Regions from separate parts of the Homo sapiens genome. Here regions 1, 3 and 4 are each linked to region 2. Evidence: chromatin loops called from intact Hi-C (ENCODE). Cell type or tissue: endothelial cell of umbilical vein. All regions are shown on one strand.

Evidence for each region. A loop is a pair of places that touch in the nucleus more often than their neighbours do. Peaks named below come from ENCODE experiments on the same cell type or tissue, not always from the same donor. Only the 100,000 strongest peaks of a DNase experiment are listed, where the experiment ranks them.
Region 1: it touches region 2 in a loop (2.7-fold over the local background); 2 of 110 quality-filtered maps call a loop at or near these places.
Region 3: a loop joins it to region 2, with 6 times the contacts of the local background. A loop is called at or near these places in 41 of 110 quality-filtered maps.
Region 4: a loop joins it to region 2, with 15 times the contacts of the local background. A loop is called at or near these places in 11 of 110 quality-filtered maps.

Annotation. Positions count from the first base shown.
Region 1 is chrX:134,417,804-134,425,803 of GRCh38, reverse strand. It overlaps PHF6 (PHD finger protein 6), which reads right to left. Exons shown (of 11, transcript NM_001015877.2): 10 at 474-603; 11 at 1-143. The coding sequence ends at 474. Among named protein-coding and RNA genes, the nearest start is that of HPRT1, 38 kb to the left of the region's middle. In endothelial cell of umbilical vein, no CTCF peak of the experiment used is centred here; no DNase peak of the experiment used is centred here.
Region 2 is chrX:134,480,559-134,488,558 of GRCh38, reverse strand. It overlaps HPRT1 (hypoxanthine phosphoribosyltransferase 1), which reads right to left. Exons shown (of 9, transcript NM_000194.3): 4 at 2,029-2,094. Among named protein-coding and RNA genes, the nearest start is that of HPRT1, 24 kb to the right of the region's middle. In endothelial cell of umbilical vein, no CTCF peak of the experiment used is centred here; a DNase peak (open chromatin) is centred at 4,288.
Region 3 is chrX:134,749,407-134,757,406 of GRCh38, reverse strand. It overlaps a transcript of PLAC1 not described here. Among named protein-coding and RNA genes, the nearest start is that of PABIR2, 44 kb to the left of the region's middle. In endothelial cell of umbilical vein, a CTCF peak has its summit at 3,624 (motif pointing right); a DNase peak (open chromatin) is centred at 3,616.
Region 4 is chrX:134,903,768-134,911,767 of GRCh38, reverse strand. The region is part of intron 1 of MOSPD1 (motile sperm domain containing 1); the gene reads left to right. Among named protein-coding and RNA genes, the nearest start is that of MOSPD1, 7.5 kb to the left of the region's middle. RefSeq lists an enhancer at 2,621-3,164 and a silencer at 3,055-3,349. In endothelial cell of umbilical vein, a CTCF peak has its summit at 3,092; a DNase peak (open chromatin) is centred at 3,167.

The DNA of each region.
Region 1 (8,000 bases), 63 kb after region 2:
CATTTTTAGGCAGTTCAATGAAGGATCTAAGAGTTGGGCAGTAAAAAGTTACAAACCCTTTTTGATTTTAGAAAACAGTGAAAAAAGAATAGTAGTTATGGATGTCTTATTCATTCCCAGTTTTCTAACTCTGTCCCATGAACCTGTTTAAAAGATGATAAAAAAATGTAAAATATGATGCTTGAGGGGAACACAATCAATATAATGTTATTGAGGAGTGTGAATATCTTATTGATTTGACATTACAACTACACTTATTGATAAAGCAGATAGCTTGTTTTTATGGTTACAAAATCAGCTAGTTAAAAAACAACTACTATGCAAGCCTACAAAATCCTCAGCATTTTAGTAACATGCTCTTAACTAAACATAATAGGATTAAAAAAAATCTTACTGCATACCATTACTTCAACATGTATATATCAGTGTGTATTGTATCCTGACAACAGATCCCATATAATTAACTTTCATACCTAGTTTCCATTAAGTTGCTGCTGAGTTAGTTGTTGCTGATCAATTTCTACTTTTCCTCGGCTTTTACTCTCTCGTTCCTCATCTTCTTCATCTCTCTCATCATTTCCACTATGATTTTTACAGTATAGTCTACAATGATGAAAGACAAAAATCTCAAAATGCTTTGTCACTGCTGATGAACATTCCTGCCAACATTAGTGGATGAGGCTAGTGCCCATTTAAAACATGGGTTTCCTCATCCACACTTTAAAAAATACTCCCCAATTAGTTACAGACCCATTTTTATCTAACAGATAGGAAAACACACTATTATTGAGATAATAAAAGTTCATCTGAAACAAAATCTCTGGTTTAGGATGACAGTTATCATAAGGCAATTCCTCATTTTGCCCAATGAGATTAAAAGCAAAGTTTTGGCCAACTTAAAAATACCAACCTTCAGGTATATTGATGAAATAATCAAATTCTATAAATTTGTTTCATATATTTAATTTAAAATCACATTTCAGGAAATATATATTCTATCTATACTGCTGCCTTCTGCTCACATTTGATGAAACAATTTTACTCAAACTCTTCAAATGGTTTTTCATTATTAGCATCCTAGCCTTCACTGGAATACCTACATGAGCCATCCAACAGTTTTCCGGCACTGCATTTGGCTATGTCTCTTTTAATCTAGACTGGTCCTTCCAACTTCTTGTTTTTACACAACACTGACTTTTTAGGATGAGATTAGACCAGACAGTCTGTCAACTGTAGCAAATTCTGGACTTGTCTAATTGTGGTACTGTTTTATTTGGTTCTCTCTCGCCCTGTATTTCCTATACACTGGGAATAAGGTCTAAAGGCTTGGTTAGCTTCAGGTTCAGCTTTTCTTTTTCAGTCAAGACACTCTGTAGGTAATCCTGCATATTTCAGGAGGCATCTAATTTCAAAATGTCCTGCTACTGGGTGACACTATGTTTGATCATTTGGTTAAAGTAGTGGTGATGACCAGCTATCTCCATTGTAAAGGTAGGTTTTCCCCTTTAAATCTGGAAAGTTATCTCTGGAGTGCTAATTTGATATCATGCTTGGTTCTAACCTTTTATTTGGGTATACAGATTGTATATTTAAAATTCATTAGGTTTTAAATAAAAATCGTAATATAGGTGATTTGGACAATCAAACAAGGGCAGGCTGATTTGAGCTCAGTTTTTTTTTTCTTTTTTTTTTATTATACTTTTAAGTTCTAGGGTACATGTGCACAACGTGCAGGTTTGTTACATATGTATACATGTGCCATGTTGGTGTGCTGCACCCGTTAACTCATCATTTATATCAGGTATATCTCCTAATGCTATCCCTCCCCCGTCCCCCCATCCCACGACCGGCCCTGGTATGTGATGTTCCCCACCCTGTGTCCAAGTGTTCTCATTGTTCAATTCCCACCTATGAGTGTAAGGCGATTCCTCAGTTTTATGTCTATTATACATAAGACGACAATGGAAGAATGCTTAGAACATGTTCACTGGATGCCCTCTTGTGGTCAGCAATAGATGAAAAAAATCATCTAGGAATTCACATGTTACAAATAGATTATCTAAACTAGGTCTAATATTTGAGTAGAATAAAAGGCAGGGGTGGGGTTCAGGACACAGTGGACAACAATAACAACTGACTTTAATCTAGTTTTGTTCATTATTTCTCTTTTTAGTCTTAAAACATTTTCAATAACTTTCAAAAAGCTAGGGAGAATCTGTACACTTCAAATACTACACATTGGGAACTACCTCTTTTTAAATTTTTAAATCATGAGTTTAAATATCAAGAGTGAGATTCCTACACAATGGCACCTACGAAGAATCTTCCCATAAAATATAACCTGAATCTAATTAAACTTCTGAACCAACCTCTAGTTTACAAGAAATGGGAGAGAGGGATAGAGACACAAGTTAAATGGCATCATGAAATGGCAAAGAGACAAATCTAGAATGTGGGACTTAGGACAATTTATCGAGGCTCTTCAATAAGTAAGGGGACAAGTATGTCCGTATTTAGACTTAAGAGACATATCAAATGCAATGGATGGACCTTGCATGTATCCAGATTTCAACAAATTAAGTCTAAAATGAGATTTTTTTTATACAACTGGGCAAATGTGAAAATGGATTGGGTATAAGATGATGCTAAGAAATAATTGTTAATTTTACAAAGTGTGATAATGGAATAATAATTATATAATGACAAGACATCTGGGATTTTGCTTTAATATATATACTTCAGGAAAATAAACAATATACTTCAGGAAAATAAACAATAGATAAAGCAAGTGTGGCAATAACTTGCTAACTGCTGATATGAGGACTTGTTATACTATTCTGTTTTTGCTTACATTTGAAAATCGTCTTTTTAATAGGAAGTTCCCTCTAACAGGACAAGTGCTTTGTTGTTGGAGCAACTTTTAATTATTTTATGGGATTATTTTTTACTTGCAGAATATTTCCCATAGGCCCTTATATGGCCTTCACTAGTCTAGGTGCTAAGGTTACAGGTGTCAACTGGTCAAACAAGGTCCCTGCTGTCACAGAACTCCATTTTTTATGGTGGGAGGCTGACATTTTAAAAAAATCCATATTGAAATAGTTAAAAATACAATAAAGACAATAAAACAGGATAAATATAAATAAAAATTATTATCTATCCCTCCCTAGTCTTTCGAATAGGAATACAGTCAGGACCCAGAAAGGGCTGGTAAGGAAGAAAAGCCATAGTTAGGAGACAGGGAAGCCACTTCATTCAGAAATATTCCTCCCTGCATTTCCTCTTATTTGTCCCTTCTTCTCTCCCCAAACTACCCACCTATGGGCTCTCATTTGAACTCAGTTGTGTCTATCTGGAATCCACATTACAAATGGATTGCAGAAACACATCTCAATGGGAGAAAAGAAAAAGAGCAATTCAAATCATTATGGATCCAAGTACATATATTTTTGTTTTGTCACTGAAATATGGTTGTCTAATAGCTAAAAAGCAAAAACAACCTAGATGTCTGAAAAAGGAACCAATAGAATAAACTGATATACCTATATGATGGAATATTATGCAATCATTAAAATGGATGTAGGCTGGGCACAATGGCTCATGCTGTAATCCCAGCATTTTGGGAGGCTGGGGCGGGTGGATCGCTTGAGCCCAGGAATTTGAGACCAGACTGGGCAACATGGTGAAATCTCGTCTGCACAAAAAAAATTAGCCGGGTATAATGGGGTGCCCCTGAGGTCCCAGCTACTTGGGAGGCTGAGGTGAGAGGATCACATGAGCCTGGGAGGTTGAGGCTGCAATGGGTTGTGATCGCACCATTGCACTCCAGCCTAGGCAACAGAGTGAGACTGTCTCAAAAACAAACAAACAAACAAACAAACAAAAAACAAGATGTAAAATTGTTTAATGTCACACAAAAATGTCTCTGATCTAGTAAGTGGAAAAGAGATTATAAAACAGCATAGATAAGAAAATCTTTTTTTTTTTTTTAAAGAAAGCAAACGAATAAAAGAATGGCTACCCCATAGGCAGAGCAGCAGAAAATCTTGTTTTTATAAATACACACACATAATCACATAAACGTCTAAGAGAAAACATTCCAAAAGATTTAAAATTATTACCTCTGCATGGCAGAGTTAAAGTTGACATTAAGTATTTTTTCTCATCTATATTTCCATTTTTCTTCCAAAATGAAAATGGAAATATTTAAATATTTTCCATTTAAAACTATTATAATAAAATCATCTAAAAGTTACACTTTTAAATACAATAATTCTCCATACAATCTGATTTTGGATATTTAAAATCAGCCTGTTATTTTAAAATGTTAAGGGCTACTTTAATAATAATATACTTCTCATGAAGATATTCAAACACCACAGAATCCTATCATGGAGAATATAAACTTGCCTCTTCTCCTCCATCCTTATGCAACTAATGAGAAGTAATATAACCATTAAGCTTGTTGAATATGTTTCTAGAGATTTTTCTGCATACACAAAAACATACACACACATATGTGGAAGGAGACCTACACACACATATGTGGAAGGAGACCTTAAGGAGGGGTGAGCAGAAGGATGGTGATGTGGGTCTTTGATGACACTGAAAAATTGCCTACCACATCTGTATTGCTTTCCTCTGCATGTCTTTTAGGTGAGAAAGCAACCCTCTATCCTGTTAAGCTGCTATTTTTTTTTTCTGTTATATAAGGTAAACACAACCATTAAAAGTGAAAATTATATCACATTTAGCCTTCTAAATAAAACTGCCAAAAAATTTGGATTTGATCAAAATTGTACTAAATTTATACATTTGGTGAGAATAGGTGTCTTTTGATGCTGAGTTTTCTATCAAGGAACATAATATATTTCACCACTCATTTCAGTCCTTTGTAAAATGTAATTTTTGGCCAGGCATGGTGGCTCACAGCTGTAATCCCAGCACTTTGGGAGGCTCAGGTGGGTGGATCACTTGTGTCCAGGAGTTTGAGACCAGCCTGGACAACAAGGTGAAATCTTGTCTCTACAAAAAATAGCAAAAATTAGCCAGGCATGGTCACGTGTGCCTGTAGTCCCAGCTACTTGGGAAGCTGAAGTGGGAAGATCACCTGAGCCCAGGAGGTCAAGGCTGCAGTGAGCCGTGATCATGCCACTGCACTCCAGCCTGGGTGACAGAGTGAGACCCTGTCTCCCCAACCACACCCCAAAACAAAGCTTTGTGTGTTTTTTTTTTAAATGGAAAAAATTCATCTTTAGTGTATGTGTGTTTGGCGGGGTATGGCAGGCGGTTTTCCTTTACATTTTCTAACTAGTTATTACTGGAATTGTTTTTTAAAAGTCATCTCATATTCAGCAATCTTACTGAGCTCTTACTAATTTTAATAAATTCAAAGTTGATTCCTTTGAATTTTCTTGGTAGACAATGATATGAATAACAAATATTGATCATTTTATTATACACTTTTATTTATTTATTTCTTTTTTTTTTTTTTTTGAGACAGAGTTTCGCTCTGTCGCCCAGGCTGGAGTGCAGTGGGGCGATCTCGAAGCTGGTCTCAAACTCCTGACCTCGTGATCTGCCAGCCTCGGCCTCCCAAAGTGTTGAGATTACAGGCGTGAGCCACTGCGCCCGGCCTTCTTTTATTTTTTAAATTGAGACAGGGTCTCACTATGTTGCCCAGGCTGGTCTCTACCTCCAGGGCTCAGGCAATCCTCCAGTCTGGGCCTCCTGTATAGCTGGGGCTACAGGCGTGTGCCACTTTGCCTGGCTAATTTTTAAATGTTGTGTAGAGATGGGGTCTCACTATGTTGCCCAGGTTGGTCTCGAATTCCTGGCCTCAAGCAATCCTCTCGCTTTGGCCTCCCAAGTGTGGGATTATAGACGTGAGTCAATGCACTGGGCCTCTTTCTTTTTGTCTTGCATCAGCTTAACCCTCTAGAAGAATGTTAAAAGTCATGCTAGTAGTTGGCATCCTTGTCTTCTTCCTAATCTGAATTAAAGTATAGTCTAATGGTTCTCAATTAGAGGGGAACATAAGAATCACCTGGGGAGTCAGAAAAGTGCATGGTTTGGGCACCAACCCAGACCTACTAAATTTAAATCTCTACAGGTAGGGCTTAGACATGAACATTTTAAAAGAGGGCCTTATCCACCCCACAGTGATTCTGAGGCTCACTCCTGGTTAAGAACCATTGCTCCTTCACTTTAATAATAAATAAGTTATTTGCTGTTGTTTTTCTCATAAACACCTATTAAGATTCCTAGCTTACCAAGAGCACTCGTTACTTTAAAATTCAGAAATTGATGTTGAATGTTATCAAATGTCTTTTCACCATCTATAAGGAAGGTGATAAGATTATTTACTCTACTAATTCTAATAAATTATATTAATATATTTCCTAATTTTGAACAGTCTTTTTTCTTTCTATTTTTAAAATTATATAGAGATGAGAGTCTCGCTTTGTTGCCCACACTGATCTGGAACTCCTGGCCTCAAGCAATCCTCCCACCTAAGCCTCCCAAAGTGTTGAGATTATAAGTGTGAGCCACTGTGCCCAGCCTGAACAGTCTTTCAATTCTTAGAATACAGAGCTGGATTTGATTTACTAATATTTTATTTAGAATTTTTGTATATTTATAAAAGTGAGATTGTGGCTGGGCATGGCTCATGCCTGTAATCCTAGCACTTTAGAAGACTGAGGCAGGGAGAACGCTTGAGCCCAGGAGTTTGAGACCAGTCTGGGCAACAAAACAAAACCCTTCCTCCTCCTCAAAAAACAAAACAAAAAAAATTAGCTGGGCATGATGGCATGCGCCTATAGTCCCAGCTACTCGGGAGGCTGAGTTGGGAGGATCACGTGAGGGCAGAAGGTCAAGGCTGCAGTGAGTCATGATCACACTACTGCACTCCAGCCTGGACAACAGAGTCAGATCCTGTCTCAAAGTAAAAAAAAAAAAAAAAGGGGAGATTGGTCTACAGTTTGTTTGTTTTTCTTTTAACGTATCTTTGTTAGGTTTGGTACCACAGTTATGTAAGCTTTACAGAATGAATCAATAAGTTTTCCATCTCTTGCTATGTGCTGGACCTCTTAAATAACATTGGGATTATTTGTTCCTTAAAGGCTTTATAGAACTCACTTGAAAACATTTGTGCCTTTATTATTAAACAGAATTTGGCAAATTTTATTATACAGCATAGCGCCTTATGTAGGCACCCAAATGACTTGGTGACTGCTTGTGTACATTGTCTTTTACACAGAATACTAGACCCGGAAGTCATTGGTTTATTGCATTCTAGGCATGTGAGAGTAAGGAAGTGCTTTACAACTCTGGATGGCAAATCAAAACTTCAAGAGTCCCTACCAACTTATACTCCAGTCGATTAAACAAATGGAACCATTACAGATATACATTAACACCACCTAGCACAAGGCAGCACAGGTAAGTGGAAGACCCATAAAAAAGAGGGTGACCCCCAATCCCAAATCTTCATACTTTACTTTTTCACCATCTTCTCAAGAGAATCTTTTGCCTTCTGTCTACCATATCCTATTCTAAGCTACCAATAATTCTCACCTGGACCACCAGCACTAGCCTCCTAACACATCTCCCCATTTCCACCTCTGCTTCTGTCTCACCCGGGGCTCTTGCATATGCTCTTCTCTCTGCCCAGAATACCTCCCCCAACCAAGGCTCACCTTTGTCCTTAATATCTCAGCTTAAAGCTGAGCACTATTTCCTTCAGAACATTTTAAATACTCCCCACTACAGACTAGGTTAGCTCTTCCTTCTTATACGCTCTCATAACACTTTGTAACTTCTTTAGAACACTTACGCTGCTATGTTGTAATTGCATATTTGGCCACTTAAATAATAGGTCTCTCCCAATAGACTGTAAGCTTCATGAGGAGAGTATATGTAGTGTTTTTTTTTTGTTTGTTTGAGATGGAATTTCACTCTTGTTGCTCAGGCTGGAGTGCAATGGCGCAATCTTGGCT
Region 2 (8,000 bases):
GACTTGAATACAGGTATTCGGGTCCAAAGTTCATCTGCTCAAATACTAACTGGGGAAAAGAGGGAAAAATATTTATATACATATATATCTGCACACAAAAATACCCCCAAAAGACAAAATGAGGCCAGGCAGGGTGGCTCACACCCGTAATCCCGGTACTTTGGGAGGCTGAGGCAGGTGGATACCTGAGATCAGGAGTTGGAGATCAGCCTGGTCAACATGGTGAAACCCTGTCTCTACTAAAGATAAAAAAATTAGCCAGGCATGGTGGCGTGCGCCTGTAATCCCAGCTACTTGGGAGTCTGAGGCAGGAGAATCACTTGAACTGGGAAGGGGAGGTTGCAGTGAGCCAAGATCGTACTACTGCACTCCAGCCTGGGCAGCAGAGTGAGACTCCATCACAAAAATAAATAAATAAATAAAATACAATGAAACAGAAAGTTCAAATAATCCCATAATCTTACCACCAAGAAATAACTTTCACTCGTTATACTTATTGATTTTTCCATAATAAATGTACTTTACTGTGACTATCATGAAAAGAAAGTTATTTTAGAAACAGAGAACTGTTTCAGATCAAATCTATGTAGTAGAACAGAGCCATTAGGTGGGAAAGACGAGATCAAACTAAATCTCAGAAGGCCTAAAAGGCTAGGTCCATTCCAGCACTAAAAACTGACCAGACAAGTAATGGCTTCAACAGCTTCTAAATATGGACAAAGCATGCTGAAAGGGAAGGACAGGTCTAACAGTGGTATATGAAATGAACAGGAGGGGCAAAGCTCATTTCTCCTCTGAAGTTTTCCAAAGATGCTGAGGAGGACATTAGTTTGACATGACCCTGATATGGGACAAGATAATTTCACAGAAGTTTTACATGTTAAAGTTTTCTTATAGATACTCATTCAAGTAAGCAATGAACACTAAAATCTAAAGAAAGAAAAGAGCTTTAGAGTCAGGTCTGTATTCAAATTCAAGCTCTACCACTTACTGGTTCTGTGACTTTGGGCAAGTCTTTTAACCTTATTAAGTCTTAATTTCCTGATTTGTAAAATGGGGATATCGTCTCCCTCACAGGATTGTTGTGAAACTTTTATGAGATTAATGCCTTTATATTTGGCATAGTGTAAGTAAACAATAACTGGCAGCTTCAAAAAAAAAAAGCAGTAGCATTCCATCATTTATTATTGGTTACTCTCAAAAAGTTTTTCAATGTACTAGAAGATAAATATTCAAATACCTTAATATCTCCATTATTTTCAGGTAAACAGCATGCTCCTGAACAACCAATGGGTCAACAAATAAATTAAAAGGGAAATCTAAAAACATCTTGATATTAAACTACATGGAAGCACAATATACCAAAACCAATGGTTCACACTAGGAGAATTTTAAGGTACAAGAAAACTCTTTGAGATTTCTTAAAATAATAGTATGTCTGAATTTATTGAGTGATTTACCAGAAACTGTTGTAAGAGCTCTACTTGCATTATAGCACTTAATCCTCTTAACTCTATGGCTGCTATTATCAACCTCACCCTAATCACATATGGGACACAGAGAGGTTAAGTAACTTGCCCAAGGTCAGAGTTAGGAAGTACTAAGCCATGCTTTGAATCAGTTGTCAGGCTCCGGAACTCACACTTTCAGCCACTACATAATACTGCTTTGCTATCTTTTAGGAAACTATGTGAGTCTACCTCACATAGACTCACATAGGTTTGTTTTTTTTTTTTTTTTAAAGGCTATCTTTTCCCCCATCAATGTTTTTTGAAGGATCCCAAATTAGAGTCCCACAGAGGCAGACAGCAGTACTTGACAATATGGACATTTAAGGTTAATGTTGGATTCTACTGTCTTTTTACTACATGACCTAGGGAACGATAATTAACCTAGACTGCTTCCAAGGGTTAAATAACCCATTTAGTTATACTATGTAAATTATCTCTTAGTGATTGATTGAAAGCACACTGTTACTAATTGACTCGGTATGAAGTGCTTTTTTTTCTTCCCTTTCAAGATACATACCTTTCCAGTTAAAGTTGAGAGATCATCTCCACCAATTACTTTTATGTCCCCTGTTGACTGGTCATTCTAGTTAAAAAAAAAAAAAACTATATATATATATATCTACACACACATATGTATATGTATATCCTTATGTACACACACAAACTTCAAATTAAATGAGAACTAGAAGATTTGAGAAGTTAGCTAGCTAATATCCATAGCATTATGATATTCTAAATGATATGAATTATAAGAATTAGGTTTCCTGAAATGAATGACTAGAAAACTTTCAAGTAGAGATTAGTAAAAATTAAAAAGTCCTAATCGGCCATTACTGATTTGATGTTTTTAAGAGTCCTAAAAAATGGGTTACATCCATTTTTAAGTGGGTAGTATTATAACAGCCACCCATCTTCAATCACAGTGATTTCTGAATTGTGAGGGAAGTTATTAGCATGACAGGTGTCTGGTTCTGGCCCTGTACGATTCCCATGAGTCAAGCAAATTGTAAGGGCTGGTCTATATCACACCCAACCCCAAGGATATGTCCCTCAAAAGTCTAGCCCAGGCCCCGTCATCTTCAGCATCATCTGGGAAACCAGGTCTGATTAGTAGTCCTTTAAGGAATACCTCTTAGGCTCCCATTTTACTGCTATCACAGAATCCAATAAAACCCTTACAGGAGATTCAATGGGAAATGCTCAACACCCACTGTAGTTGGTGGTGACAATGACCATAATTTGGCTGTGCTGGATTCAGGACAGAAAATTTGGGTGAAAGAGCAGGTGAACAAAAGAGCTTCGACTTGCCCTAGCAGAGAGCAAGCCATACCATACCACAAAGCCACAGCAATTACAACGGTGCAGTACCAGCACAGTAAATGAACAAAGTAGAGCCCAGAAACAGACCCAGAACTATATGAGGATTTAGTATACAATAAAGATGGTATTTCGAGTCAGTAGGGAAAAGATGAATTATTCAATAAATGATGTTTGGCCAACTAGTAACCCATTTGGGAAAAAATAAAAGTATGGTCCCTACCTCACAGCATACACAAAAATAAATTCCAGACGGATTAAAATCTAAATGTAAAAAATAAAGCCATAAGTGGACTGGAAGAAAATAGAGAATTTTTTTTAACATCCGTAGAAAGGGTAAAAACCCAGGCATGACATGAACCAAAACTGAAGAGGTTCTGTAACAAATACCCCCTTTTATATATTGGGCTCCAACAATAAGAACCCATAGGAAAATGGAGAATGAACACAAATAGACAATTTATAGAAGAGAAGGTTATAAGGTGTAAAATTATATCTATCTGAGAAACAAACACTAAAACAATGTGATTCTACTGTTCTCCCACCCATACTGGCAAAACTTAAGCCTGATAATATGCTGAGGGGAAATAAGCACTCTTGTTGGTGAGAGTATTAATTGGCATAGCTTCTTTTGAAAATGACATAGCAATACCTGTTAAAATTGCAAACATGCATGTCACTTAATCCAGTAATCCCACTTCTGGGAATCAATGCTACAAAAACACTGACAAGTATACAAAGATACATTCAAGAGTGTTCACTGGGCCGGGTGCGGTGGCTTCATGCCTGTAATCCCAGGGAGGCAGAGGCAAGACGATCGCTTGACCCCAGGAGTTCAAGGCCAGCCCGAGAAACACAGCAAGACCCTGTCTCTCTTTTTTTTATTTAAAAAATAAATGTTCACTGTATCAGTTGTTCACAAAAACAAACCAACATGTCCATTAACAGGGAACCATTTAAATTAATCAAGTTCATCTACACAATGTAATACCATGCAACTATTAAAAAGCACCTGATAATCCAAAGCACACTGAGACAGAATAATGCTATTAAAAACACCAAGTAGTGGAACACTGTGTTGCCTATGACACCATTTTTATTCAACATTTAAACAAATTTGTAACAGCAATTACATGAGTAGTGACAATGGCGTTTATGAGACTTTTCACTTTTATGTGCTTCTATTTTTGTTATGCTTCTATATATACATCCATTTATTATGGAGTGTTACTTTCAAAAATCACAAATGGGCCAGTATTATTTGGTGTTGCAAGGTGAGCATATGACTTCTGATATCAACCTTTGCATATTACTTCTCAATTTAGGGAAATTACAGACATCCCTTATTCTAACTAACTTAAAACCCAGCATTTCAAACATACAGAATTGATGGGGAAAAAAAAGAAAGAAGAAAGAAAGAAAAGGCAACAAGCTTCAGATGACAGTGACTCACATCAAATTATTTATAAAATCTGTTAAATAGTGCCATCTTCTGGAGATACCTGGTATTACAGTCCAACTCCAGTTGATGTCTTTACAGAGACAAGAGGAATAAAGGAAAAAATATTCAAGAACTGAAAAGTATGGAGTCATGGAAAAATTGCTGTGATCCAAAGGCTACGGTGATAGGACAAGAAACAAGAGAACTCCAAGCAGTAAGACACTGCTGTTCTATTAGCATCCAAACCTCCATACTCCTGTTTGCCCCAAGGCTTTTTTAAAAAATAGAGACAGGATCTCACTATTTTGCTCAGGCTGGTCTTGAACTCCTGGACTCAAGCGATCCTCCTGCCTCGGCCTCCTAAAGTGCCGAGATTACAGGCTTGAGTCACCATACCTGGCTATTTATTTTTTCTTAACTCTCTTGCCTGGCCTATAGCCACCATGGAAGCTAATAAAGAATATTAATTTAAGAGTAATGGTATAGTTCACTACATTGGAATACAGGTATAAGTGCCTACATTGTACATGAATGGCATACATGGATCAATTACCCCACCTGGGTGGCCAAAGGAACTGCGCGAACCTCCCTCCTTGGCTGTCTGGAACAAGCTTCCCACTAGATCCCTTTACTGAGTGCCTCCCTCATCTTTAATTATGGTTAAGTCTAGGATAACAGGACTGGCAAAGGTGAGGGGAAAGCTTCCTCCAGAGTTGCTCTACCCTCTCCTCTACCGTCCTATCTCCTCACTCCTCTCAGCCAAGGAGTCCAATCTGTCCTGAACTCAGAGCGTCACTGTCAACTACATAAAATTGCCAGAGAAGCTCTTTGGGACTACAAACACATACCCTTAATGTCTTTATTTCTATTTTGTCTACCTCTTCAGTCTAGGTGAAAAAATAGGAAGGATAATAGGGAAGAACTTTGTTTATGCCTACTTATCCGCCCCTAGGAATTTTGAAAACCTCTAGGTAGCAATAAGAACTGCAGCATGGTATAGAAAAAGAGGAGGAAAGCTGTATAGAAATGCATAATAAATGGGCAGGAAAAGAACTGCTTGGAACAAACAGGGAGGTTGAACTATAAGGAGAGAAAGCAGAGAGGCTAATCAACAAGGCTGGGTTCCCAAGAGGGCATGATGAGACTATTACTAAGGTAGGAATTACTAAGGGCTCCATGTCCCCTTAGTGGCTTAGTACTATGTAGCTTGCTTTCTGCAGTGAACTTCAGACCCTTCTTTTAGGATCCTAGAATGGACTTTTTTTTTTTATCGGAAAACAGTCATTCTCTCAACATTCAAGCAGGCCCCAAGTCTACCACACTCAATCACATTTTCTCTTCATATCATAATCTCTCAACCATTCTCTGTCCTTTTAACTGTTTTTCTATACCCTGATCAAATGCCAACAAAAGTGAGAATGTTAGAATCATGTATTTTTAGAGGTAGACTGTATCTCAGATAAAAAAAAAGGGCAGATATTCCATTTTCCAAAATATGTATGCAGAAAAAATAAGTATGAAAGGACATATGCTCAGGTAACAAGTTAATTTGTTTACTTGTATTTTATGAATTCTTTTAAATAAACACATTACTAAAAAAAAAACTAAAGGTTTTTGTCAGTTAAAAAACGACACTGATGAAGCACAGCCCTTACAGATCATCTAGTACTACACTGTCCCATACGGTAGCCACATGTGGCAATATAAATTACTTAAAAATTCAGTTCCTGTGTTGCACAAGATGTGTCAAGCGCTCAAAAGCCACATGTCACTAGTGGCTCTGTACCACATAGCAGAAACATAAAAGATTTCCATCCTCAAAGAAAGTTCTATTGAACAGCATTGCTCTAATTAAATAAAAAATACCATTTAGCACAACATAGTAATAGAAAAGATTGAAGAGTAAGTGCTGATACTTAAAAACCTGGTATTTTCTGCCAGGCATGGTGGCTCATGCCTGTAATCCTAGCACTTTGGGAGGCTGAGGTGGGAGGATCGCTTAAGCCCAGGAGTTCTAGACCAGCCTGGGCAACAGGGTGAAACCCCGTCTCTACAAAAAATACAAAAAATTAGCTGGGCGTGGTGGCATGTGCCTGTAGTCCCAGCTACTTGGGAGGCTGAGGTGGGAGATAACCTGAGCCTGGGAGGTCAAGACTGCAATGAGATGAGATTGCACCACTACACTCCAGCCTGGGTGACAGAGTGAGACCCTGTCTCAAAAAAAGAAAAAAACAAAAAACAAACAAAAACCACCTGGTATTTTTAAGTACACTATTTTCAAACATTCAAACATTCAGAAGTTATTTCATCCTATCTTCATGGTTTCCATTTTATGCCTGGTTTGGGATTAGGATCTGATAAAATAAACGTGTGCAACAGAACCACTTCTCATGGCTGTATAACAGATGATCAATATGTATTTGCTGAGGAAATTATTCAATTTTCTTAATTTTTTTTCACAAAATTTGTGGTTTCAAGGGACCAACCTTGACTACTACACCTTCATGTTCTAAGAATCAGGGGACTTATATAAAACCTCAGTTACCTGATAAGGACTACATCAAAGTGAAAAGCCATGGGAAAGAACTAGAAAGTATACTTTTGAACCTAGTTCTGTAAAGTTTCCTTATGCCACAGATAATACACATCCCCATTCCTGCCAAATTCTTTCTCTCACCCCTGTCTATGGTCTCGATTCAATAAATAGGAGAAGGGCATGAATTTGCTTTAGATAGATAGATAGATAGATAGATAGATAGATAGATAGATAGATAGATAGATAGAGATAGACAGATAGAGATAGAGACAAAGATGGAGACAGAGATGGAAATAGAGACAGATTTACAGAAGATAAGTTCTAGGTAAACTAGTGTCAACATCAAAGTGGTATACCTACATCTAACTATTCTGGAGAGAAAAGTATACCTCAAAGAAATCGACTACATACAGAGAAAAAGTTTAAGCTGAAAGCTACTGCCCTCTTACATGAGACACTTTAAGAAACTACTTGGGGGGCAAGTGAGAAAATGGGGAGATGTAGCTCAGAGGATACAAAGTAGCAGATATGTAGGATGAACAAGTCTAGAAATATAATGTACAACATGAAGTATATAGGTAATAAAATTGTGCTGTATTTGGGATTCACACTAAATGAGATTTTAAGCTCCTCTTGCCACCAAAACAAAAAAAAAATGGGTAACTATGTGAGTTGAGGGATACGTTAATTTGCTTCACTGCAGTAATCTTTTAACCACCTATATGTATCCCATAACATCATGTTGTATACCTTAAATATACAGAATACAATTTATTTAAAATAAAATACTCCAATATTTTCTGCATTTTTAATATGTTCAAAGAAAGTATTAATTTGCATCTTTGATGTTAAACAGAGCCTAATCAAGTCACTATCAAGATCAACACTAAAGTTATAGCTATTCTCTTTTGATACCTTTTGAGACACACACACACACACACACACACAAATACACATATGTGTTTGTGTGTGTGTGTGTGTGTGTGTATTTTAAGTTATCGTTTTGGCCAGGTGCAACGGCTGACACCTGTAATCTCAGCACTTTGGGAGACCAAGGCAGAAGGATTGCTTGAGACCAGGAGTTTGAGACCAGCCTGGGCAACACAGCAAGACCCTATCTCTACAATTTTTTTTTTTTTTAAAATAGCCATGGGTGATGGCACGCACTTGTAGTCTCAGATACTTGGGAGGCTGA
Region 3 (8,000 bases), 270 kb before region 2:
GGATTTGTCACATTGTTCCCTCATGAATATATTCAGGTTAAACACTTTTGGCAAAGATACCACATAGGTGGTTTCCATTGCCTCACGTCAGGAGGTGTATACAATGTCAATTTGTCCTATTGCCAAGTTGGATCACTTGACCAAAGTAGTGTAATCCAGATTTCTCCATGTAAAGGCACATTCTCCTCCTTTGTAATTAATATTCAATTAATATCTTTAAAGTATGACCATGTAAATATTCTGTTCCCCAATAATTTTCATCTGATAGTTTTAGCATTCATTATAATCCCTATCTGAATCAGTTTTTAACACAGTGGCTGCAAAGGTACGTTTTCCCAATTCTGTTGTTCCTTCCACATTTATTAGCTATCCATTCGTCTGTAAAGGAAGCTGACCCCTTTTGTTTTTCATGTCACTTCAAATTCTTTTTTAAAATTAATCTGTATAACCTGTTACCATTATTGGACTCGTGCCTGAATAGACAGATCAACAAAACAAAGCAGAAAGTCCAGAAATAGACCCAAGTATATATGAAAATGTAATCTTTTTTTTTTTTTTGAGACGGAGTCTTGCTCTTTCCCCCAGGCTGGAGTGCAGTGGCGTAATCTCGGCTCAATGCAACCTCCGCCTCCCGGGTTCACGCCATTCTCCTGCCTCAGCCTCCTGAGTAGCTGGGACTACAGGCACCCGCCACCACGCCTGGCCAATTTTTTGTATTTTTAGTAGAGACGGGGTTTCACTGTGTTAGCCAGGATGGTCTCGATACCCTGACCTCGTGATCCGCCTGTCTCGGCCTCCCAAAGTGCTGGGATTACAGGCGTGAGCCACCGCGCCCGGCCGAAAATGTAATATTTAATAAACAGTTTATTACTGGGGCAAAGATGGACTTTTTAAATAAATTCTATTGGCACAACTGGATAGCCATTTGGACAAAAAGGTAATTTGGTCCCATACTTCACATTGTACCCTAGAATAAGCTCCAAATGGAGCTTATTATATAAAATATTTAAAAAATAAAAAATAAAACCATATAGGTACCAGGTGGTCCAAATATTAAAAAAAAAAACATATAGGCACTAGAAGAAAACGTCGATTAATTTCTTTATAATCTGGGTGTGGGGAAAGCCTTTTAAAATATGACTCCAAATCCAAATGCCATAAAATGATGAGTATTTTCAAGTACATAAAAATCAAAGTAAAAACCTTTTTTTGCATGGCAAAAATCAGATAGGCAAAGTCAAAAGAAAGATGATGAAGGCCGGGCGTGGTGGCTCATGCCTGTAATCCCAACACTTTGGGAGGCCAAGGCGGGCGGATCTCGAGGACAGGAGATAGAGACCATCCTGGCTAACACGGTGAAACCCCGTCTCTACTAAAAATACAAAAAATTAGCCGGGCGTGGTGGTGGGCACCTGTAGTCCCAGCTACTTGGGAGGCTGAGATAGAAGAATCACTTGAACCCGGGAGCCAGAGGTTGCAGTGAGCCAAGAGCACTCCAGCCTGGTGACAGAGCAAGAATCCATCTCAAAAAAAAAAAAAAAAAAAAAAAAGAAAGAAAAGGAAAAAGAAAAGAAAGATGATGAAACTGAGAAAATACTTATAATGTATACATAAATAAAGGTCCAATATCCCAAACATATAAAGAACTTTTTAAATCTAAAGAAAAAAGGCTAAAAAGTCTCAGGAGGAAAATGGGCAAAAACATGAATACACAGTTCACAGAAGAAAGTATACAAATGATCCTTAAATATATGAAAAGATACTCAACTTCACACATAGTAAGAGATGCAAATATATTTAAAATACACAGTCAACTTGACCATCTGGATCATTTGGAGAGGAGGAGCAATGCCAGGTTAGGTTAAGTTCTCCCATTTAGGCACTCCTTGATATCCCTGGGCTTCACCTTTTATGGCACTTATCTGACTTGTAATTACAGTGATTGTTTAATGTCTGTCTTCCATACTAGTTACCAAATGTATAAGAATAGTGACCAAGACTATCTTATTCACACTGGTATCCCCAGCTCCACGCACAAAGTAAATGCTCAATTAACATTTGTCAAATCAATGAACAAACAAACTACAGAGTACTTATACTCACCAATAAGAGCTACCACTTAATAGTTGGATGAATGAATGAGTAACGTGGAGGCAAGGAATTGAATCTAAATCTATGTTTTCTGTAGTTCTCTCTCCCCGCTTCTCTTTCAGTTCTTGCCCACTTTCCATGGCAAACTCTCTCTCCTATTTTTTCTCCCTAATTTCCATCTAATTTCCACATGCTAGCTAAAGTAAAACCTTCAGCATGGCCTATGCTCATAAAATGTGTGCCTAGATCAAAAATAAGAAAAGTTGCAAATTTACATGATAAATTGGATGTTAGCATCTGAAGTGCTTTAAAATGGCCTGCTTTCTTATGTTTCTATAATTATTTTCTTATGCACCAAAATAAGAAAACTGAAAAATAATTTATTGTTAAAGTCATTCCAACATTTATCTTATTGCTAAAACTGCTTCCTACCGTTTCATTGCAAACCTACAGTATTTTAGCTTTACTTTTGTGAATCAAATTGGAACTCTAACCAGCGTAATCTTGTCTCTTCAAGAAAATGCATTGTAGGCACCAAAAAAAAAAAAAAAAAAAAAGAACAATAAATGTTCGAAATGTAGCACATTTGTAAATTGGAAGACAGCTTGTTTATGAGTGCCTGTTGATTAAATTTGTTAATGAGCCCTTAAGAAATTGCCCCTTTTTCTCCTACCACTAGAAATCCTTGATGGATTTTTCTATTACATCTAATTTTCAACACATAGAATAAAGCCTTCCATCTATGTTGACTTTTACCTCAGAAGTTGAGCGAGTTACTTGATTTTTACAAGCCCAGAAAAATAGGCTTCCCCCTAGACAGTCATTGTAAAAGGAGTCTCTTGGTAGCAGATTCCATTTTTTTCTAATACTATAATTATAGATCGATCCAATAAATGTTACTTTAAAATTTTGCTCAGTGGAAAGGCACTATAGAAAAATCTCATGTATTAGCCTAAAGCAGCTTGAATCTACTCCCTATCTTGTGAATGTTTAGGAGTTTTGATAGCCTATATAAATAAGTGTGCTGCATAGCAGCAGTTATTACAATAAAACAATATTCTGCTGGATTTTGTTGAAGCTTTGATTAATGTGAATATAAATTGATAGGGACAACAGAAAGTTTGAGGTTAAAATTTAGGTAGCAACCTTGCCATAACGTATTGTAAAAGTACCATATGCTCATTGGATAATATATGAAAAGTAATGAAAAATAGAAAAAAGTTTAAAGTGAAAATAAAAATCACCATAATTACGCCAGGCAGAGACAGCTGTGTGTTTGTGGGGTTTTCTATGTGATGGAACTCAGATGCTATATGCAATATTTTAGTCTATGGAAGCACTTAAACATTGATAGTATTTTTTAAAGAAATATTTTGTGTCATCCGGGGTATTTAAGTTTTATGGTTTAGCACACTACTCTGGAGAATGGTTTGAGACTCCCGAGTCGAGAAATCAATTCACAGAAGTCCTGTTTCAATTACCTGCAGATGTCAGTGTGGATCTGAGTGTGATTCAACACTTTGTTCCAGGATGTGGTGGGACAGTTGAAGTCCAGTTGTGAACCAGTTGCTTATTAAACAAATAACAGTTTAGTTTGGATGAGAAATGTGAGCTGTAAGGACCTCAAGTCTCCGAAATTTCTTTTTATAAAATCTAAATAAGCATGGATATATTCTCCAGTTACATCCAGTTCACAGAAGATTATACCATCTCGTTCCCGCCCCTGATTGTTTAAACAGCCTAAGATTAGTTATAGTGCTGGAGAAGTAGAGTTGATGTCGTTGGGCTTATTAAATTTGACTCCAGCCCAGATGGCAGGTCTGAGCGATACATTAGGAGCTGTGTTGGTTTACTTTTTGCTGTTATCGTATATTTAAACTCAAAGTTTAAAACTGATGATTCCAGCTCTAAAAGGGCATCATCTTTGCCATTGCTTCTGATGCTTATCTGCTTTTCTACATGATCCCGCTCTTTCATGCAACTTCGTGACATGAAAAGTCAATGTCGATTAGGCTAGGAAAATGTCAGGGAGACTTGCAGTGGCTCATTTTACCAAAACACAATTGTTTCTCGGGCCACGACACAAATCTGCCATCTGTTTCATAAGCTTGCAGGCTTCCTCTGAAGTATAATTTGCTATATATATTGGTACAGAAATTGTTGGTAGCTTATGTTTACCTAGCAACATAATCTGTTTGGTAGAAGGCTGTGGGAAAGGAGGCTTTGTGGAGGAGGATTTTCTTTTTCTTTCTTTTTTTAAAGAGAGCAGTTTCTTCATCTACAAATTATCTTTAAGTGCAAGAAAGGCGGATGTGCTGGCCCAAACAATCTGCCTTTTATACCATTTTAACCTAAATTGCCTAGTAAATGCTCACTTTGGGAGTTATTTTTGCTATGTCAATTATCTCATATATACATGAATGCCCTCTTTTCAATTTATTTTTCTTTTCATACAAATCACTGTGAAATAACTGCCTTGACCTTCTAGCTGTAAAAGATCACCGAGCTTTGGGACTGCCTGCATCTGTCCAGTGTGTATTTCTCCTGTTTCCCAGTGCTCTTAGTGTGACTTGTGGGTTTTGAATGTTGAATTTACATTTCAAGGATGTTTGTCAGGGCCTGGTAGTCTTTAAGTTAAATGTAACAAAATCAAGCAGCCTGCACTGTGTTGTCTGCATTACATTAATTTTCATTTAATTGAATGAGCTGTATATTTCTACCTACCCACTTTCTTAGCTTTCTTATCAGCAGAGCAATGTGTCTGTTGAAAGAAAAAAAAAGCCAAGGGGAGAAAAAAAAGTTTTGACTTTCCTTCATGTTAGTTATAGACATCATATGCTGGTAAAGGTTAGAGTGTACTTTCTACATTCATTTTGAGAAGGGGAAGAAAGTGTTGTCCTGTCAACTTCCTTCATGTAACACCAAGGTATAATTTGCTGCAGGCTTATTGCATGATATTGCCCTTCTGAAAGTGACGGGTTTTTCATTTTAATCTATAGCTATTATGTAGTTCTCAATGAAGAGGCAATGTGGAGGTTACTAACCCACTTCCCTCTCTAAAAAAAAACAAACAAAGAAGAAATGAAAAGAAAAACGAACTTCTATATCATCCTGAGACTTTGAAACTAGTCCTGAGAAAAGACTGTAGCAGAATTGTTATATGGACAAAGTTCCTTTAGCCAGAGCCATCCCATGTCTTTCATCTTGCAGCCTTTGTTTCTGCCCCCTTGAGTCCCTAACTCTTCACAAGCCCAGAAATCTCCTCACAATGTAGCCTCACAGGAAAGCACTGATAACTTCTACAGAGTTGGCCCTGACAGTTTTGCAAGGGACATAGGAATTAACTGGGTTGGAAAGCAGGTTTCCTTGCATCACTGGGAGCAGCCATTAATAATACAAACATTTATTCTTGGTGTTCTCCAGTAATGCTAGTCATGGAAGTGAGAAATTGACAGCTTGAGTTGTGAAACTGAGACCCATTTTTATACAGAGCAGATAGTTAAAGGCAAGTGAGAGAAGATGAGCTAATGAGAGAAGGGTTGACAAAAGAAGAGCAGAGGACCGGGCTTTTGCAACAGAAGGGAGATGTAGGATGAAAGATCCTGGAGGAGTGAATGATCAAGGAGGGAAGCTTATTGTCTTATTTAACCAACACTTCTTCAGCATTGGTAGTGTGCCAGAGACAAGAGATGGGAGGAACAGGATAGAGAGGAGACATTTTTAGGAGGGTGATGAATGAAAACAAAATGGTAGAAGATGCCCCAAAAGTCTTTAGTGGCTTTATTTCTGTCGAGAAGGTCGGAAGTCAGATTGCAGAGGAGCAAGAAAGGAATGCAGCATTCATTCTAAAAGTTTGGCAGCATTCTAGAGACTGGTAGCTGGAAGGGTAGGAGGGTCACTTGTAGAGCAGTTGTTGATGTTGTTGTTGTTGTTGATGGTGATGCAGTTGTCTGCATGAGATTGAAGAGCCAATGGGATAGGAAATAAATCAGAGGTCCCTGGTGAGCAGTGCTGTCCACTAGAACTTTCCACGATGATGGGAATTACATACATTTGCACCGTCCCATTCAGGAGCCGCCAGCACCACGTGGCTGTTGAGTACTTGAAATGTGGCTAGCACAATCAAGAAACTTCATTTTTAGCTTTATTTCATTATAATTCATTTACATTTTTCTTTTCCTTTTTTTTTTTTTTTGACAGAGCCTTGCTGTGTTGCCCAGGCTGCAGTGCGGTGGCATGATCTTGGCTCACTGTAACCTCTGCCTCCTGGGTTCAAGCGATTCTCCTGCCTCAACCTCCTGAGTAGCTGGGACTACAGGTGGCGCCCCCACACCAGGCTATATATATATATAAATATATATATATATATTTATAAATATATATATATAAAAATATATATATATAAATATATATATAAATATATATATATATATTTATAAATATATATATATAAAAATATATATATATAAATATATATATAAATATATATATATATATATATATTTTTTTTTTTGTATTTTTATTAGAGACAGGGTTTCACCATGTTAACCAGGCTGGTCTTGAACTGCTGACCTCAGGTGATCCACCTGCCTCGGCCTCCCAAAGTGCTGGGATTACAGGCTTGAGCCACTGCGTCCGGTCATAATTCATTTACATTTAAATAGCTACACGTGGCAAGAGGTTACTATCTAGGACAGCAGAGGTCTATAAGGAGAAAATAAATGTGGGAGTAAGAAAATGGGAAGAGATGAATTCTAGAGCAGAGTAGGAGGCAGTAACTTAGTATTTAGGAAAAATCTTCATCTGATGAGAGATGCTCTCACATCTCCAATAGCTAGGGGAGTTCAGACCCATAGCGTAAATGTTTTCAGCAACCGAATTGTCAAGCTCATCTACTAAAAATGGGAGAGTTGAGAGGAAGAAGATTTGGGGACCCGAGGAGAAAGATTGGGATATTCACAGCATACGGTATATCAGGAACAACTGGGCAGTGATGGGAACCAAACTGTGGTTGACAGCATGAGTTTGTGGTGGGCCAAGTCTAAGAGGCTCAACATGGGCCAAATTTGTACTGAGCCAAATGCGTGCAATTCCATATAAGGTTCTTTCTGGAATAAGAAACAAACTAAAAGGATCTGGAAAAAGGATATTATGCAATTTAGGCTTAGAAAGTTATGTTTGAGTATATCCCAGCAGCTCTGTTACTCTCTCTTAAACATCTTCTGATAAATTCCATTGGTTTTTTTTTCTGATGAATTTAAGCCTTGATAGTATAAAATGTATTTAGAGGAATCTCACTAGGCAGGTTAGGGCCCTTCTGCCTGGGTGGTGTTTGGTTAGGGTTATCTGCAAGATTCCATTGCTTGTTCTCCAAGCAAAAGAGCTTTCGGGTAGCTCACCCACGCCTCTCTGGTGATAGGAGTGGAGATGGTGGGGGCTTCCTTATAGCTAGAAAAATTATAGCACTGTGTAAGCCCATTGCTATTTAACTAACACTCTTTCCAGATGTTCTTGGAATGGAGGCCAGGGGCAAGATATGCTTATTGCAATACAGCTTCTATTTGTGGGAAAGGAGAAAAATTAAAGGAATGAGCAGATAGAAATGGAAACTGATCAGCTAGTATTTTTCTATATGTTAATAACACGAAAAGAATTAATTATGAACTGAACAGAGTTTTCTTTAAAATCCAGGTATTAGGCAGCAATTTAAAATCTTGATTTTTTGATAGAAATATCTCAACAAGCTCAAATTTTTGACTTCAGAAACAAGTGCACTCTTTGGCTACCTCGTCAGTCCTGTGGATATTTCTGTGTAGGCATTTGGTTCTTGTTTTCTTCTGTCACCCAGGTTGGAGTACGGTGGCCTGAACATGTCTCACTGCAGCCTCAACCTCCCAGGTTCAAGGGAT
Region 4 (8,000 bases), 420 kb before region 2:
GGTTAGATCACCAGAACCAATGTCTGGTTTTCAGCTTTTCCAGGTTCAAAATTTCATTGGCACATCAAGAAATTGTCAGTCTCACTGATTGATTCACACCAACCAAACTCAAAAGATTTCTATGAGCATGAATGGCAATTTGCTAACTCTCAGTGAGAACTGCCAAACAGACCAGAAGACTCACGTACAAGCCAAGGCAAGCTTTGCTATTGACTATATGGAAACACAAAGAACTTGCTCTTGACTTCCCCTTTTTCCAGGTTCTATGAGGACCACTTTTTTCAAGCCTAGCAGTTAGTATATTCCACAGAATTACAGGTTTCTTTTATATAAAAACCATTTCAGTTACACCTTTGTATGGATATATCCTAGTCACCTGGTTGAATTGGGTCACATGTAAAACATCTCTAAAATCTGTTTCTTCTCCATTCCTGCAGCCTTAGCCTAGGCCCTCATCATTGCTTCATGCCACATTCATTCAACAGTTTTTTAATTTTTTATAGTAACTACTCAGGAGTCAGGTGTTGTGCTTGAATGGTCAATGGCAACCCCTGTCCAACTTCAAATCTGAATTGGTCAGTTCTGTGCTTAAAATCCTTAAGGCCAGGCAAAATCGTAGGTTACACTTGTAACCCCAGTGCTTTGGGAGGCCAAGGCAGGAAGGTTGCTTGAGGCCAGGAGTTCAAGACCAGCCTGGGCAACATAGCGAGACCTTATCCCTATATTTAAAAAAGAAAAAATCCTTAAGTGGTTTCCTATTGCCTGCAGCAGTGGTTCTCAAAGTTTAGTGTGGATCGGAATCACCTGGAAGACTTGTTAAAACAGATGGCTGGGCCCCAGTCCCGGAATTTCTGATTCAGTAGGTCTAGGGTGAGAACCAAGAATTTGTGTTTCTAACAAGCCAGAACCACTGGCATAGGGAATCAAGTCTAAACCCCCAAACGTTCACAAAATCTTGCACAATCTGCCTCTAACTTACCTTTCTAGCCGAAACTTGCCCCTCTCCCCATATTTGCTGTTTTTAACCATATGCAATGCCAAAGCTCATTTTAAGCATCCCTTTCATGCTTCTACACACATTCTTCCTGGAATTCACCCGGCCCTCCACTTCTACTGCAGACTAGCCTTAAGGCAGATGATCACTTTCTTTATGCTCCCAGAGCACTTTATATCTATCAGCAGTTTAACACTGCTCACATCATATCTTAATTACTGCTGTATATCTGTTTTTCCTGCTAGTCTGAGTTTTTGGAAGGCTGACAAAATATTTTCATCTTGTCTCCATATTCCCTAGCACAGTGCCTTGTATATAATAAGTGCTCAGGAAATGTTTGTTGAGTGAATCTGTGATTTTTTTTTTTTTGAGACAGAGTCTCGCTCTGTTGCCCAGGCTGGAGTGCAGTGGTGTGATCTTGGCTCACTGCAACCTCCGCCTTCTGGGCTCAAGTGATTCTCTTGCCTCAGCCTCCCAAGTAGCTGGGATTACAGGCGCCCGCCACCATGCCCAGCTCATTTTTGTATTTTTAGTAGAGATGAGGATTCGCCATGTTGGCCAGGTTGGTCTTGAACTCCTAACCTCAGGTGATCCTGCCCACCTCGGCCTCCCAAAATGCTGGGATTATAGGCGTGAGTCACTGCGCCCGGCCATGAATTTGTGATTCTAAAACTTCTGAGTGTTTCATGTAGCAACATATATATATAATCATATAATATGGATTTTGCTTTGAGAATTGCGCATCTTGAAATGACATACTGAGATGTTGTAAAACATGGAAACAACACATTAATTATAACCGGGTTGTAAATAACACATTTGAAAATATGAATTGTTTTCAAAGAGACATTAGGTTATTCTTTTTTTTAAAAATCTTAAAATGTATACTACTCAACTTTTAAATCTTGAATATAGAAGAGCCAATCACTACATATTATTTATAGCAGTCAATCTCATTAGTTAAAATAGCAAAGCATACCAAAAATCTAGAAAATATATAAAAACAAAAGTGTCAAATATTAAGCAATGAACATTAAAGTAGAAAGTAAACATTAGAACATCACTTGTTATGACTTTAGGAAAATGCCAGCAATTAAAAACCCCAATTAACAATACTGGGAATTCAGAGGAGGCCAACTGAGTTTATGAAGTGGGAGGGAAGGAGGTTTTAATGCTAGTGAGACTAAAGGAAAATAACATATCGCTCTTAACAATTTAGTATTTAGTTGGTCATTGGCAAGGATTGCACAGAGTATGGAAGAAGGAGATAGCCCCTGTGCCCAGATAAAAGGGAGCTGACCTGAAGGTGGAGCTGGGAACCTTAATCAGAGTAAACAGCAAGAGCCAGGGAGAGATAGTTAAGTAGCTGGTACACTGTGACCAAGCAGATGGGTCACCAGTTTCTGGGTGAGGGCTGTACTTTGAATCATCCTTAACTGTTTTCAAACTTCGATCCACTTACTTCACTTGCTTCTTGCAGCCTCCTCTTTCTTTCTTTTTTCTTTTTTGAGGAGTCTCGCCTGTCGCCCAGGCTGGAGTGCAGTGGCGGATCTCGGCTCACTGCAAGCTCCGCCTCCCGGGTTCACGCCATTCTCCTGCCTCAGCCTCCCGAGTAGCTGGGACTACAGGCACCCGCCACTACTCCCGGCTAATTTTTTTTTTGTATTTTTAGTAGAGACGGGATTTCACTGTGTTATCCAGGATGGTCTCGATCTCCTGATCTCGTGATCCGCCCGCCTCGGCCTTCCAAAGTGCTGGGATTACAGGCGTGAGCCACCGCGCCCGGCCTGCAGCCTCCTCTTTCTAAAAACAGGTTGCAGGGTGCAAATGAGAAAATGCTATGAAAGTGGTTTCAGTGCTCCTTAACGGTCTCTAAGTTTTGTATCTATGGTGGTAAAATGGATTCCTGTTTATCTCAAAGTCTTATCTTTTCATTCCTCTGGTCAATGCAAAGTGAGGAAAATGGAAAAAACCATCATACTTTGGGGTACTGGTCTCCTTGGATTGATGGTAGTGGCAGGCATGTGTGAATATCTCAGAGTGTTTATGCGTCTTTTTGTGTCAGAGTAGTTTGCAAACTGGTCACAAGGTGGTGTGCACACATAAGGTTTTCTTTATAATTTCATTCAGGATTGTTTTTCTGTGCCTTTGGTACAGGGGAGGAAGACAAGACAGTTTCCTGTATCACCAGATCTCAGCTGCGCTCTCTGCCTGTGAGGTCAGAAGTGTGTTGGAGCCTCAGATTTCTAAATGCTTGCTGGCACAGTTAGGCACTGAAGAGCCAGGGAAAATCAGAGGGAAACAGAAGGAGGGGAGGGGAGAAGAGGGGAAGAGAGGTAACTGGGAGTGCTGATTCTCTCTGCTCTCCTCTTACCCCAACCCATGGTGAGCAGCCACTTAAGATTTACTGCTCCTCTAATTAGGATCCCTTGCTTGTCTTGTATAGACAAAGTGTGTTCAGCTATGACGGGTGAGTGGTGGGGGGAATGTTCCCCAGTGGAGGAGACAGTTATTAGTAGACATCTGTAGGATAACTGATAAGCTTTTAGCTATCTGCTAAGTGCCCAGCACTGACCTTGGGCCTGTGAGGGGTGCAAAAAACAAAAGCATCCCACCAAACAACAATATGGCATTATACCTAAAATCTAACTGAGAAGTCAAAATTAATGCACACAAAACAAATGTCAAAATATTCCATTCTGGCTGGGTGCAGTGGCTCATGCCTGTAATCTCAGCACTTTGGGAGGCCAAGGTGGGAGTATTGCTTCAGTTCAGGAGTTCAAGACCAGCCTGGACAACATAGGGAGACCCTGTCTCTACATAAATTTTTTAAAAACATTAGCCAGGAGTGGTGGCACTTACCTGTGGTCCCAGCTACTTGGGAGGCTGAGGTGGAAGAATCACTTGAGCCCAGGAGTTTGAGGCTGCAGTGAGCTGAGATCGTGCCAATGCACTCCAGCCTGGGTGCAACCTCCGTCTTCCTGGTTCAAGCAATTCTCCTGCCTCAGCCTCCTGAGTAGCTAGGATTACATGTGTGCACTACCACGCCCAGCTAATTTTTTTGTGTTTTTAGTAGAGACGGGGTTTCGCCATGTTGGCCAGGCTGGTCTCGAACTCCTGGCCTCAAGTGATCCGCCCGCATCGGCCTCTCAAAGTGCTGAGATTACAGGCGTGAGCCACTGTGCCCAGCCAGGGAAGGGGAATTTGAATTAGGTTTTGAAAAATGAGTAAAATTTTGCTGTCCAGAGAGGAAGAATGCAGCAAACCTTCATTATTAATGCCCTGATGAATAGTTCCTGACAACTATAGCTGTTTCATCATCAGGAAAATAGTGTGTGCCACTCAGTAAGTGAAATTGTCTCTTGATTTTTCTTTATAAAACTGAAAAGGAAACACAAATGAAGATAATGCAGACTTAGTTGTGACTTGAATTTTGGATCATCCTTTGAGAACTCTGATCTTGATAAGCAGGGACAATTGCTACAGATTAGGGCATGTGTGGTAGTCAGCATCAGGGAAGCAGGACTTTATTTTTTTTATTTTTTTGAGATGGAGTTTCGCTCTGTTGCCCAGGCTGGGGTGCAGTAGTGCGATCTCGGCTCAATACAACCTCCACCTCCCGGATTCAAGCAGTTGTCCTGCCTCAGCCTCCTGAGTAGCTGGGATTACAGGCATACACCACCATGCCCAGCTAATTTTTGTATTTTAGTACAGACAGGGTTTCACCATGATGGCCAGGCTGGTCTCAAACTCTTGACCTCAGGTGATCTGCCCGCCTCAGCTTTCCAAAGTGCTAGGATTACAGGCGTGAGCCACCGTGCCAGGCCGAGGCAGGACTTACTTGAGACATAGAAGGGATGACTGTATAAGGAAGTGGAAGCCTGGAGACCAGAGTTCTGCCACCAATACCCTGTGCAACCTTGGATAAGTCTCTTAACCATCCTGGGCCTGCTTCCCACATCTGTCAAATTAGAAAAGTGGGAACCAACTAACTCTGACTTGGTGTGCACTTGACTTTTGGAAAGCAACCTCATAAACCGATTTGCAGTAAGTTTTTACCAGTTTAGTATATAATCTTTCCCCAGGATTTTTGCACTTTATCATTTTGTAATATGGACTGCAGCAAAGAGAAAGTGTTAGTCTCCAGAAAACTATCAATTCAAGGCAGGTGTTACACCTTATTATGTTCATTGGCACAGTTGCTAATATTGCTCTGTTGACCTGGTGCTAATTCTTCCCTAATTTCCACTGGTTGGAGTTTAGGATGCAACTTATATCTTAGCCAAGATAAGCTGGGCGCGGTGGCTCATGCCTGTAATCCCACCACTTTGGGAGGCCAAGGTGGGCGGATCACGAGGTCAGGAGTTCAAGACCAGCCTGGCCAGCATGGTGAAACCCCGTCTCTACAAAAATTAAAAAAAAAAAAAATTAGCCAGGCGTGGTGGCGTGCACCTCTATTCCCAGCTACTCGGGAGGCTGAGGCACGAGAATCGCTTGAACCCGGGAGGCAGAGGTTGTGGTGAGCCAAGATCATGACATTGCACTCCAGCCTGGGTAATGAGCGAAACTCCGTCTCAAAAAAAAAAAAAAAAAAAAAAAGTGATAAATGGGAACAGAGATAGGAAAAGAAATAATAGTAAACTGCTCAAAAATTATTAAACACTTCTTTTATAGTAACAAGGAGATAGCCTATTCGTGATTCATGGGAAAATGTGTACATGTTCAACTCACAAAGAGAAAGCTTTGAAATTAAAAGAAAAAGAATTTCTACTATGCCATTATTCAAAGATAGTAAAAGTAAAATTTCTACTTTGACCTCTGTTGACTAACTTCTTCTTAAAGTTAGAACCAAGAGTTTAGCATTTGTCTGTGTGGTTAATTTTGACTTCCCAGTCAGATTTATGAACCATTTCATACTCTTTTAAAACAAATAGTTTCACATTAGAGTTATACATGTTCTTAAGTTTGCAAGTTATCTTAAATCTTTTTCTCATTATGTTTCTGTTGCATGTAAATTATTTTAAATAATCGAAATTATTCTGTTTAGCCCACAGTTTAAGGTTTTCAATATGTTTTTAGAGGATTATAAACTAGAAAATACAGTTAACAGAGATTTTTCACATTGTTTCTAAATTCCCTCTTGTGTTTTCAAAAACAGGCACCTTTTTCAAAGTAGGCCCTAGTAGAGTTGTTACTTAATTTTTTTTTTAAATATTCGTTTTTTTTAAATAAGTATTCAAAGACTTCAGAATTCAAAAGATACAAAAGGATATCCAGAGAAAAATTCCTTCCACCCCCATTTCTCTCTCCAGGGACAAACGCGGATATCCTTCCAAAGAATTTCACCCATATCCAAGATAATAGGTTTACATATTCTTATCTCCCCTTTTTTTTTTTTTTTTTCTTTTTGAGACAGAGTCTCTCTCGCCCAGGCTGGAGTGCAGTGGTGCAACCTTGGCTCACTGCAAGCTCTGCCTCCCGGGTTCACGCCATTCTCCTTCCTCAGCCTCCTGAGTAGCTGGGACTACAGGCGCCCGCCACCACGCCTGGCGTGGTGTATTTTTTTTTTTGTATTTTTAGTAGAGACAGGGTTTCACTGTGTTAGCCAGGATGGTCTCGATCTTCTGCCCTCATGATCTGCCCGCATCGACCTCCCAAAGTGCTGGGATTACAGGCGTGAGCCACCGCGCCCGGCCTTATCTCCCTTTTTATACAAATGGCAGCATGCATTACACACTGCACCGCTCCTTGCGTTTCTCACTTAACACTACCACTTGAAGATCAGTCCATCTCCAACTACACAGTCTCCTCTTGATATCTGGTATCCCAATGAATGGATAGACTGTACTTTATTTAATGAATCCTCTTTTAATGGACAGTTGGGCTGTTTCCAATCTTCTTTTTTTTTTTTTCAGATGGAGTCTCACTCTGTCTCCCAGGTTGGAGTGCAGTGGCATGATCTCGGCTCACTGCAACCTCCGCCTCCCGGGTTCAAGTGATTCTCCTGCCTCAGCCTCCCTAGTAGCTGGGATTACAGGTGTGTACCACCACGCCCGGCTAATTTTAGTATGTTTAGTAGAGACGGGGTTTCACCGTGTTGGTCAGGCTGGTCTGAAACTCCTGACCTCAGGTGATCCGCCCACCTTGGCCTCCCAAAGCGCTAAGATTACAGGTGTGAGCCACCTCCCCTGGCTTGTTTCCAGTCTTTTGCTATTAACAACAAAAAACTAGCTCTTACTGGGTGCCAAGTTCTGTTCCATGTTGTTTCACATAAATCATTTTATTTAACCCTCAGCACTGCAGAGAAACCTTTCACCTACATGACTTCACACAAAAAGGGGAATATATATGCCAGATAAATCCCTAGACGTACGATCTCTGGAACTGAGGCTATGTGCATTTAATTTTGGCACATGTAGTTGTTATGCCAATTCACCTCCCCACAAGCAATGTAAGCACATGCTTGATCGTTCCCATCATATGCTATCAAAATTTGAGTTTTACTAATGGGACAGGTAAAAAATTGTGTCATAGTATGGCTTTAGTTTGGGTTTCCTTTGCTGTGAGTGAGGTTAAACATCCTTTTGTAAGTTCAAGGACAATTTCTATGTCCCTTTTCTATGAAGTAAAGTTTTTTTGCCATGCAGAGTTTAAAAAGTTATACAGATGAATTTATCATTTTTTGTTTGTTTCTGTCTTCAGAAACAGTTTTTCATTTGTTTGTTTGTTTTTTTCCCAAGACAGATTCGTGCTCTGTTGCCCAGGCTGGAGTGCAGTGGCACAGTCTCGGCTCACTGCAACCTCCACCTCCTAGGTTCAAGCAATTCTCTGTTTCAGCCTCCCGAGTAGCTGGGATTACAGGCGCACGCCACTATGCCTGGCTAATGTCTGTATTTTTAGTAGAGACGGGTTTCACCATGTTGGCCAGGCTGGTCTCAAACTCCTGACCTCGTGATCTGCCTGCCTTGGCCTCCCAAAGTGTTGGGATTACAGGCGTGAGCCACCG